Linked DNA regions of Homo sapiens: region 2 is linked to region 1. Evidence: chromatin contacts called from ENCODE Hi-C or POLR2A ChIA-PET data. All regions are on one chromosome and are shown on one strand. The core of a region is the stretch at or near the end of the contact, and the rest is flanking DNA. Distances in the headings are between cores, read along the strand shown.

The links. Hi-C counts contacts between places; a loop is a spot of excess contacts on that map. ChIA-PET counts read pairs that join two places held with the same protein, here RNA polymerase II (POLR2A).
Region 2: a loop to region 1 is called in a map of heart right ventricle, with 3 times the contacts of the local background. The contact joins two enhancer-like sites. A Hi-C loop is called at or near these places in 2 of 168 maps with a recorded cell type or tissue (both heart right ventricle). POLR2A ChIA-PET finds 5 or more read pairs at or near these places in 2 of 52 experiments (MCF 10A and OCI-LY7).

The regions. Positions count from the first base shown.
Region 1 is chr12:105,670,241-105,676,156 of GRCh38, forward strand. No RefSeq gene overlaps it. Among named protein-coding and RNA genes, the nearest start is that of CASC18, 31 kb to the right of the region's middle. Within about 2 kb of position 2,464, at least 20 of the 41 ENCODE cell types and tissues checked have a DNase peak (open chromatin) inside an H3K27ac peak, as active enhancers do; they include heart right ventricle, where a contact is called at or near this core.
Region 2 is chr12:105,735,870-105,741,785 of GRCh38, forward strand. CASC18 (cancer susceptibility 18) reads left to right here. Exons shown (of 5, transcript NR_110109.1): 4 at 1,387-1,528; 5 at 5,887-5,916. It overlaps LOC107984435 (a long non-coding RNA gene), which reads right to left. Exons shown (of 4, transcript XR_001749305.2): 4 at 5,908-5,916. Among named protein-coding and RNA genes, the nearest start is that of CASC18, 35 kb to the left of the region's middle. RefSeq lists enhancers at 4,109-4,720, 4,721-5,331. Within about 2 kb of position 2,407, at least 7 of the 41 ENCODE cell types and tissues checked have a DNase peak (open chromatin) inside an H3K27ac peak, as active enhancers do; they include heart right ventricle, where a contact is called at or near this core.

The DNA of each region.
Region 1 (5,916 bases), core at 1,214-3,713:
TCATTCATAACCATCAGTTCAGGACCTACCATAGTCTAGCACTATATCTAGGGAGTTGGTTTCTGCCCCCAAGGAACTTGTCCCATGAAGTGGGGAGTTCTGTAGAGCAAATGCATAATTGATAGTACCTGTGCACTGAGGCGTTTCATCAGACTGAGGTGTTAGGGAAGATTCCTGGAGGAAGTGACACTGGAGTGAGTTGAGTGAGGAAGGATGGGGGAGGACATTTCAGCAGAGGGCCAAGCTCTGCAAGGACTTGATCTCCCTAGAAGCTAAGGTGGGCTTTGTTTGCTAAGATTTAATATACAGACAAAATAAAGAGTTTGAAAACAGCTCTAACTCCCTGCCCTGGTTGTGAGGTCCAGCAGAGTCTGGTCTCTGGTGACCTTGCAGGCTACATCCTCCATTGCTTTCTCCATCACTTACCATGGTCCAGCTACACTGGCCATGTTCACTGGTTGTGAACAAGCCTGCTCCTAATACAAGGTCTTGACACTGATGCTGCCTCTTGGAATGCTCTTCCACCAGATCCTCCCAAGCCTACCTCCTTCTCATACTCCATGGCTTAATTCACAGTCACCCCCTCTGAGAGGCCTACCTGACCACACAATTAGAGGAACCTCTCCCAGGAACTCCCTCATATGCTCATGCCTTTTGACTGCCTGAAATCCTCCTGCCCTCAATGGCAGCCATAAACATTCCAGAAATTCTGGACATTCTATCAGCCTGGTTTTCTGCCTAAAGATTTTGTGAGATCAGAGCCCTCCAAAAACTCTCAGTGGATAAGAAGCAGGAGAATAAACCTTTGTTGTTTTAAGACATTAAGTTCCTGAGATTGTTCGTTACTGCAACATAACTTAGCACATCCTGACAGATACATTGCTGTATCCTCCAGCACCCCAAAATAATCAGGCACATAGCTAAATACAACATAATTATGTGTCAGCCAAGTGAATAAGGAAAAGAAGAAAAGAAAGGTGGGAAGAAGAGGGGAGGAAAAAAGCCAAAGTTAGGATGAGGCTAAATAAAGTGACTCACAATGGGTCATCTTCTGCAGGACAGGGGTCTAAAATAGTAAGAATTCTTCCATCTAGAGATGTACTTCCCAAAGATTGAGATATCATGATAAAGGGCAGGCCCATTTGGGGTTTGTGATAAAATCCGGAGGTCTTGGGGACACCCACTCTTTTTAGTTGGTCATCAGGTAGATTTCTCAGTGATGTTACCGATCACACATGATGCCTGTGGTCTCCAGATAAGGACAGACTGTAGGGCTGCTCTTCAAGCAGGTTCTTTTGCATCTAGGCCCTTGATCCAATCTTGCATTCCTGGTATTGAACAAAAAAGCCTTCCCTGTTCACCTTGTATTGACCACATCCCTGTTGCCATTGGAAGGTGGCTCGCAGCTCTGGGATTACATCTGGCCCCAGAGGCTCTCAGCAGTGATGTATGTTGGAGCTCAATATACTCCTGGCTGGATGTTCCATAGAATAAAGAATGAGATCAATTAAAAACAGATGCCTTGAAACAACCATCAGGAGTCCTCTCTATTTCCAATCTCCAGAAGCCACACTGCACTGTTTCTCAGAGCTCAGGAAGGCTCTGGCTGGTGATGTAGCAGTGTGAAGGACCACCGAATTGTTGGCATTCTTTTGTTCTGAGGAGAATAAACCAGTTTGAGTTAAAATAAGAACCAGATTGCCCAAAAATGTTTAAGTCTTGGGATTCACTGCTTAAAAACAACTTCTTGAGTGTTTGAATGAGAACTTTTCCCAAGGATGGCTTTGGTGAGGGAGGAGAGGCTGCCAGATACTGCATCATTAACTAAATACCGCAGAAAATGGCTCTGTATTTTATTGCCTTGTGTGTTAAACTATGGAGAACAAGAAATTGGAAAGGCCTAAACCCATCCATGTTTAAAGAATGGAAAACAAAATGCCCCAGCTGTTCTGTTCAGGGAAGGATAATTCATAAACAGAGAAACAGGCAACACATTTCTGGATCTGGTTCAGCAGCAAGTTGGAAACCATCATGCTGGCAGGGCTCCTTTGGCCACCAAGCCCCGATCCCCACCTTCTCCCCTTGGATGTGCCTGAAGCCATGTCTCAGTCCCATCCTTGAAGAATTCATGCAGCAGGCCTGAGTCTGTTGAATTGCCTTGGTCCTTTTGGTGGCCATTTCTTGTTCACATGAGCCTTGCAGGGTGACACACAACCTGAAACTATTCCAGGGCTGCTGCCGTGACTCTTAAGGTTAGGTTTACAAAGAGAAAAGGGAAGAAAGAAAGTGGCAGTGATGAGATCCTGTTTGAATTCTATTAGAGCCTCCATTCAGGCCTGGAAAAATTTATCTGATGACATCTGCTTAACCTCCTGGGACATGGAAAAGGGGTGGGGCTTGTCGCCAAGAGGGCTTCCTCCTTCCTCCGCTTCCTGCAGCCCCTTGTTCAGCAGCGCCCTGGCTGCCTTCCCACTGGGCCTGGATACCCTGCTATCAGGGACCCCACCCTGCATGTTTGTGTCTGAGTCTGGAGGCCCCACGGCCTCTGGCTGTTGGCCTACTAGAGCAAGGCAGGCTTTCTCAGTCCAGCACAGGCGTTGGCTCTGGAAACGACGCTAGAGAGGACTCTAGAAGCCAATGGGTAAGAAACCCTAAGGCCTTTGTGGAACTCCCAGTGAAAAACATTGGTCAATATTTATTGCTTTGAAAGAGTTCTTTTTTCAGGGATGTTGGACTCTGTTATTTCCTTTGAGCAAAAGCATGGAATAATATAAATACATTCCATTCCATTCCATTTTGTTTATAGATTAATTGCTACTATGCAACTCTTTTTGAGCTACAAAACTGTCATTTTTTTCAAGTGGTTCAAACTACTATATTATTTTGACAGTGTCCTGGGAACTGTGGACAGGAAGTGCACATAAGAAAATGTCTTTCAGAGAACACAGCATCTAGTTGGGAGATGGGAGTGTAGGTAGACGACTACAGAACATTGTGGTTAGTGCAATTGTAGAGGTATATACCATGGGCGGAAAGAAAGCAGTGTCGAATCCTGCTTGAGTAGAATAGGAGAGCTTACCAGAATTGGTTCTTAGTGACAGCATGCACACAGTTTCTTTAAGACCACTTACTCTCTACTAGTACTTAGAGTAGGAAGAAGGAGAAATATAGCATTCTCTCTCTTTTTTTTTTTTTTTTTTAAGATGGATTCTCGCTCTGTTGCCCAGGCTGGAGTGCAGTGGCATGATCTCGGCTCACTGCAAGCTCTTTCTCCCGGGTTCACGCCATTCTCCTGCCTCAGCCTCCTGAGTAGCTGGGACTACAGGCGCCTGCCACCAAGCCCGGCTTATTTCTTTTTGTATTTTTAGTAGAGACGGGGTTTCACTGTGTTAGCCAGGATGCTCTCGATCTCCTGACCTCGTGATCCGCCTGCCTCAGCCTCCCAAAGTGCTGGGATTACAGGTGTGAGCCACCGTGCCCGGCCAGCATTCTCTTTTAAATTATTATTATTTTTTGAGACAAGGTCTCACTCTGTCGCCCAGGCTGAAGTGCAGTGGTTCAATCATAGCTCACTGCAGCCTCTACATCCTGGGCTCAAGCAATCCTCCTGCCTTGGCCTCCTAAATCCTTGGCTGGGATTACAGGCATGAGCCACTGCACCTGGCCTAAATTAAATTTTTTTTCCTAATAATTTTAGGCTTATAGAAAATTTGCGAAGATAGAACAAAGCATTCTCACATACCCAGTATCCAATTTCCCATAATCCTTTACACTGCCATGATGTATTTATCAAAACTAAGAAACTAGCATTTACACACTGCTATTAACTGAATTCTAGACTTTATTCAATTTCACCAGTTTTTCCATTGATGTCCTTTTGTTGTCCACATTGCATTTAAGTGTAGCAGTTTTAAAATACATCTGCAAATTCGGTAACACTCTTCCTAGAGAGAGTGAGGTCTGTATCCCCTTGCCTTGAAACTGGACAGGCTTTGGTGACTGTTTTGACCAGCAGAGAACAGTGGAAGTGACACTAGGTGACTTCTGCATCTAGGCCATACATAGTGGTTCAGATTCTGCCTTGCTCACTGAAACATTCACCCTTGAAGTCTCCAGCGTCATATAAAAAGGCCAACTGCCTTGAGACCGCCATGCTGCCAGGAAGCCAAGTAGCCAATGGAGAGAGACAACATGGAGAGGCCTTGAGACTCCACAAAGAGGGATGCTTACCTATGCTGCAGCCTCTCTACCTACCAGCTGCTCTGGCCTGGCCCTGTTCCAGCTTCACCCACGGTCAGACTGTAACCAAAGGAAGAGACCCTGAGCCAGAGCCCCCAAGCCAAGCCTTTCCTGAATTCCTAACTCACAGACGCTTTAAGGGATAATAAAATGATTGTTGTTTTAAGTGACTGCATATTGGGGAGTTTTGTTACACAGCAGTAGATAAGAAGAATATGACAGCTCCACCAGGAGATCTTAAATGAGGTATGAGGCCCATTCACATGAAATAACCTCCCAGACAGTCCAGCATTTCATTTTTCACACATTCCTTGAGCATCTATTGTGTACCAGGCACTCTACCAGGTGCTGGGGGAAGTAGGTGACTAAGATAGTTTCTGACCTTGAAGGTTCATAATCAGAAAGAAAAGCAGACAAACAAATGGCCACAGTATAATATGTTTAGTCAAAGTGTCATGAGACCAGAGAAAAGGGACAAATATTCCTGGGGGATTTGCTTGAGCTAAGAGTTGAAGGATGAATCAGAGTTTCCCATCGGGATAGGGGTGAGAGCACATGCTGTGTTTGGGGAACCTGGAATAGCTCTTCATGGCTGGAAACACAGGATTTATTTGCATAGTGTGCTTTTGTGGGTAGGAGTGGGTCAGGCATGGACTAGGAAGTAAAAGTGAAAAAGGCTCAACAGGGAGACTGAGGTCAAGTTTCCAGAGTGGAATCTGGGGTCACAAGTGGTATGTCATATCTGTTAGCCTGCATCTGATTGTCCTTCCAGAAACTTCCTAAGAAGATGATGTTTAAATGTTAGTCACTAAAAGGTGCCCTCAGGAATTTGGACTCAAAATATACATCCACTGCATGTAGCTTGATCTCCTGGAAGAATAAACTTTGTAAATGACCAGAGGTTAGGGTTTGAAAACTCTAAGAAAATCTGCCAAAGTATTGGCCAAGGGGTTTATGAGGTTTCTATTTCCATGGTTTGCCTTTTCCATGGAACCAAGTTTATGGAGGGTGGAGGTGGAGTGTGTGGAATGAAAGCATGCATCTTCAAAAGTAAACAGAGCTTTAGTGAAAGGAAATTGAATAAACTCTGTGAAGGCAACAACTGTGGACTGACATAGAAAAAAACGGAGTGAGGGAGAGTGAACTCAGGACTGTAGGAAAGTAAGTTACAGGAAGGGCTTGGCAGATGGGTCAGGGAACCTGGTGATTTGGACTTGGCAACTCGGCCTCAGTCAGACTCTTGCTGGGGCCAGTGCAGTCCCATCTTGTGTTTAACCTACTTTGAGTTTGTTTCTGTCCCCTGCCCACAGGAGAGTCCTGACCAATTCTCCAGGCTTATATATACTTCTTCATTTGATTGCCTTCAAAATGGTGGGGCTCAAGAAGACCAAATCATCTGCCCAAAGCCATACAACTGGTGAGTGGCAGAGCCATTTGACCTGGATATTCTGGTTCCAAACTTTGTTCTTTCCAGAAACCAGAGCCACACTGCATGCTTACTGCCCCCTTCTTACCCATCTTTCTGACAATCTGACTCTTTCTTCTCTCACCGTCTCTGCCAGGGAGAGATGGCCCATGCCCAGGAAGCTGCCCTGGACTCCCACAGACCCTGGACAATGGGCAGGAATGTTACTGTACAAGGTGATGTCTCCTCTAATTTTATTTCTCCAACTTAGA
Region 2 (5,916 bases), core at 1,157-3,656, 66 kb after region 1:
AAAAAATCAAGCCACAAAACAAAATGTATTCACTTATTTAATAAATATTTATTGAACACTGGCTATGGTCAGGCAGGCGATGTTTTAGGTTGTAGGGATTTGATGGTGAACAAAGCAAAGTATCTGCCTGTGTGGAGCTTAAACTGCAGTAGGAAATACTGATAACAAACAAATGACTATAAAACATGCTATCAGCTCATGTAGTGCATTGAAGGAAAATAAAGCAGAACAAGAAATCGAAGAATGGCAAAGAGAAACAATTGTTTTTGCTCATTTGGTCAGGAAGGTTTCTTGGAGGGAACGACATTTGAACAGTGACCTGACGCAGGTGTGAATGCTGGTCATTGGAGGGTCCGGGGGAAGAACATTCCATGAGGGGAAAACCGCAGATGCAAAGGTCATGAGGTGGAAATATGCCTGGCGTGTTGGGAGAATCTCAAGGGGGCCAGTGTGGTTGGAATGGAGTAAAACAAAGGCTTGTATGCCAGGAACAGCATGATTTCAGCCCTGTGGAAATACAATAAGTGTAGAGAAAAAAAATTCTAAGGAGAGATAGCAAGATTATGACACTATAGGTCATCTTGATTTCCTTTCTTTTGATTGCCTACAATATTCTAAATTTTCTGCCACGTGTGTATTACTTTAGAAAGATAAAAATAATGAACGTTTTTATACAAAAGTTTCTGTGGAGCTCAATACCTTTGCCCTGGATGCTCTGATTGGTTGCTGGGTGTTTAGACAGCCACTCTGGCTGTGCCTCATTCCAGGAACAGGGGAGAACCCCCAGCTGGGAAAGCCAGAGGGAGGTGCTTATTCAGATGCTCTCAGGCAGACAGAGCAGGCTGATTTACAGTTAGCGGTGAAGGTGCTAATGTGTCCTCTCAATGGCATCTCCCGCTATCAGCTATCAATATGTGTTAGCAGAATCTAATAACGACCTAATTGGCAACAGAGATCTGAACAGATGTCTCACTTAATAAAAAGGCTTTGTGGCCAGCAAGCTGACCCCTTTTGGGCTTAGCTGGGCTTTGGTACTTTGTGTGTGACCCCTTTTGGCAGTTGTCATTAATCAGTCAGACAAACTGGTTGATTGTTGATTGCTGTGTGTACCAAGTCTGCGGGTCAAACCTGGACCCCTGGAGTGTACTTAGACCAGGTTCCCTGAACTCTGACCACGGCCTTGTCTTCTGTCATCTCATTTAATACACGCACAGGCTAGACTCAAGGGCTTTATTGGCATCAATTATAAATAGCTATTGTAGCCAGATTCTTCACCCACCCATTCACCCTGTGAATCCCTGGTGGATTACTATGGACCCTTCATCGCATAGATTTAAGTAAGTACAGAGGTTGTTACTGGTGCTTATCTCTCTCCTTAACAAACAGGGTCTGTGTGTGGTGGGAAGCAAACTGGCCTGAGGTTCCATCCACTGGTAGAAATGACCCCAAAGACTTCCCATGCAGGGAGGGCAAAGAAGAAAGTGCTTTGGAATGGAGATACCCCTTTTCCTCCTCCTGAATGTATCAGGTAAGGTCAAGATGATGGTAATCAGCTTGCAAAGGCATTTTATCTTCCAAACTTCTGCTTGAATCAATTATGTTGGTGAATAGAATATGCTATTGTTAAGAGAATAGTCTCCTTACAGAGGCTTAAGCAACCAAATAGCAGAATTAATGTGCATGATATTAAGAATAAATGCCCAGAGACAGCATTCGGAACACAAGTAGAGCATTTCCCTGAGAATGAAAACGTTGAAAGGTTTGTATTCTGTAATCCTAATTTCAAAGTTCACAAGTAGTCAATAAAAAAGGAAAAGATAGTTGCATGGTCAAATAAATTTGGGCCTTGCTAGGTTTGACACATTGAGCCAGGTTGTTTTACTGCAGAATTTATCAGAACCTTTGATATGTAAGATAATTAATGGAAGTGTTATTTTGACTTAACCCTTCTTACAAAAGAGTGGTATTGGGTAGAATACAGGTCAATCTTTATACAGAAGCTGACATGCATCTTTTTTTTCTAATTTTTGATATTTAGTGGTTCACAAATTTCTGATTAAAGAGAGTAAGTTGAATTTTTTTCAGGCTTCCCATTAATCTCACCAGTAATAAGCATAGTTTTCTGAATCAATGAAGAGATGGAATACATGGACAAAATGGAATGGAAAAGTAGATCAGCAAAATGTTCTCAAGAGTCTTGTTGCTTCCTCTCTGGCTCTATTTTTGTTATTGTGTGATTCTGGGCAATTTCCTGTTATTATTACACTTATTGTTGTCAGAGGAAACCAATTCGTTTTAATATTAGCCTGAGCAAAACATAATTAGGAAGAGAATCTGCTACCAAAAAGGAAACACGTATGTGCTACTTTGCATTCCAAAGCCCAGTACTCAGATAAACACTCACACGCGCGCGCACACACACACGGGCACACACACAGAGGAGTCCTCGCCACACAATCTCAAAACATCCTGCCAAGCCAATAAAAAGCAGTCTTAGCCACTCCAAGGAAAAACAGCCTGAAAACCAGATGATTTACCAAGCTTTTCACGCTTCCTACTTTTATTTTGGAAGAGGAAAGAGAAGAGGTGATAGAGAAAGGGAGAAAAAAGAAGGGGATTGGCAAGGGAACAGCTTGGAGGCTGACGGCTGAACTTCCGGCCTTCTTTTCTTAGATCTCTCAGTACTCCAGGCTCACTACTGACATTTGTCTCTTGTGAGCTGAAACCTCTGGGTACTTGAAAGTCCATCATATCCATTCGTGTGCTAAGGCTTCCTTCTTTCTCCCTTCTCTCCCTCTTTTTGCCCTCTCTTCGTAACAAAAGGCATTTCTCTTAACTGATTGCGCTGTTCACCCACCTTGGAAGGATCACCATTTCCTGGACAGATGCAAGAGGTGGGAAAGGGTCCGGCGAAGGAGGGACAGGGAACTGGCAGGCGAGGAATGCCAATTCTATCAGGCTGTGTTAGGTCTTTTCATGGTTTATTTTATTTAATACACACAATCATAGTCTAAGATAGGCACTGTTATCATCCCATTCTACAGATGAGGAAATCAGGCTTACCCAGGCTAAGGAATTGCTCAAGGTTACAAGGTTAGGAAGTATTGGAGGCAGGATTTAAATACAGACAAGTTTACTAACTTTAAAGCCAGTACTTTTACCCACAATCCTAATGTACTTCATTTAACTTCTTCAGGCTTCAGGGTTCCTATGTATGAAATAGAGATTATCCCTATTTTCACTCTTGTCCCTCCAGTATTCTCTACACAGTAGATAGAAAGATAGCAGCCATTTGAACTGGGCTCAGCTTCCAGGGGCATGACATAAAATTAATGTCTGCAGTCAGCCTGTATGGGCTGGTATGGATGTACTCCACAAAATCCTCAGGGAGCTGAGCTTCTTCTAACTCCACACTGTCCGATCCAGAGGGGTGACCCTTGTCTTCATAGTCCAATATAGCAGCTGGTCTATCAACCGTCACATCTGCATTCTAGGCAGAGGATGAAGAACAAAGTAAAGAAGGAAAAGGTCAAAACCACCTATCTTTTAAGCATGACTTTTGAATTACCCCATCACACTTCCACTGGTCCATTGGCCAGACTTAGTGTTACGGCTATACCTGCCTGCAGGGAAGGCTGGGAAATATAGTCTTTATTCTGTGATGCCATGCATCCAGCTAAAATTGTGGGTTTTCTATCATGAAGGAAGGAAGGAATGGTTACTAGGGATAGTGCACAGTGTCTGCAAGAGGAACCCTTTCAAAATGTAAGTCAGATCATGTTACTCTGCTGAAAACTGGGTAAAGCCTTCCCACTCGCTCAGGCTGAAAGCCAACGTCTTTGCAGTGTCCAACAAGGCCTTCCATGCCTTGTTCTCAAGAGTCATTGCTTCCTTTCTGGCTGGGCCCTTCCTCTCATCTGGACCCTTTGTTCCTTAAGTCTCTGCTCAAACACCACTTCATCGGGACCACCCTACAGAAAACAGTATCCACTCCCCTATGACTCTCTGTACCCTTTACCTGGCTTTATTTTTGTTTTCTACTTTTATCCCCACCTTATCCCATCTGACATAGTCTATATTTGTTCAATTTGCTTATTGTCTATTTTCCTACTAGAATAGAAGCTCAGTGAGAGCTACAACCTCATCTGTTTTTTTCACTGCTTTATATCACAGGGCCTAGAACAGTGGCAGGCACACCGTAGACATCCAATAGACAAGAGTTGAATAGATGAATAAATGATTGAATAAATTCTTGCTTTCTCCAACTTCCAAAATTTGGGAGAGGATGAATGGAAGTTTCCAATTTCAAAGAGCCTTGAGAACAGGAGGAGTCAAATATAAATTATTATTAGCTGTCTTTTGATGTCCTCCCATTTGTAAACGTCCTCTGTTAACTGTGAAGAATAATGCAAATGCGATTGGCCATTATTGTTTTGAAGTAAGGCTCAGTGGGATAGAATTTCCAGTCATTTCTTCCCAAAGGGCCAGAACTGTTTATTTTAAATCCGTTTCTTCCCTGCCTTCAGTTTTGAATGAACATGGCTTTGCTGCTCATAGTTTCCTAATATGTCACTTTGATGGTTTATTTCACCTTAAGTAGCATGGAATTGAAGTCTGAGACTGTATCAGGCTGATTTCAGGTCTCTTTTGCTTCCCTTTGTGCCATCGCAGTAGGGGAGAATTGTCAAGCTGTGCTTGGCCAAGTTAAATGAGGAGACCAGATGGTCAGAAAGAAAGGAATTTTGGTTCAGGTTTAGGAGGAGAAAAGCTGGGGGCAAAACTCCTGCATAGTTTTTGACCTAAAGATCAAAACACTCAGCACTGGGGGTACATTGTTGAATGCTGGGGGACCCCAGCAAAGGTTTGCAATGTAGGAGCTCCTTTTGGTTTTACTCTCCTAGGACTTTCTGCCAAAACTTCAAAATGCTTTTGCTGTGCTGGAGTTTTGGTTATATGGGACTTTTAGTTTTCAGAGAACATTGATTTATGTTAAACACAACAAAAAGGAAAAAAAAAAACGGGAGGTAAAGGAGTCACTTCTGGCTTTTGCTTTTAGCAGGCAATTTTAAGAAAAAAGAAAACAAAATCCAAAACAGGCGGAAGAAAGGATGGAAGGAAACAAAGCAGCGATATAGAAGGCAATTTTTAAGATCTCTATCCCCCAACACAGAAAAGGCAGCTGGTGCAGAAACCCAGAAGCTGTTCCAAGTTGCATTGCAAAGTGGCATCGTGAGCTGTCTGGCACTGAGACAGGATGAGGAGGCAAGAGATAGAAAGTCAGGCAGGAGAAGGTGGCAGGGGTCCAGGCAGGAAGCAGTCTGAGTGTGAACAAGTGTCTTCGTGGTAGGGACAGATGGGAAAAGAGAAATTAGAGAAAATACTGCTGAGAAAGGAAGAGCCTGACTTCTTAACATCCTCTGATAAAGCATTTCATCGCAGCTGGTGTTCAGCAGTCCTTGTTTTTAATATGCTGACTGCTGCGCTCAATATAAAATGGCAAGGCTTCTGCTCTGTGGCCTCAAAGCTTAAATGTTACCCCAAAAGAATAAACATAAGACACTGTTCTAGGAGTATCAGAATGCCAGGGTTGCCAGGGTTGACTGAGCTTGCCCAGGTTTTATTCTGATTGTCTCTAGCGTGCCTTGGTGACCTAATAGCAATGTGGCATGTCTATAGCTGAGATGATAAGCCACTTTCACGTCACCTTCCTCATTTAAGCATTGTAACCACTGTGTGGCATGAAAGTGGAATGAATTCTTACGGTCACCATTACAAAGATGAGAGGACTGAGGCTCACCGAGGTTGGATGGCTTGCCCTCATTTGTAAAAGTGAGATTAGTATCTGGTTTTCTGTCTCCTAATGTTTGCCTTTTCTTTATTTACCAGAGTTAGTTATCAATGCTGACTGAGTGTGCA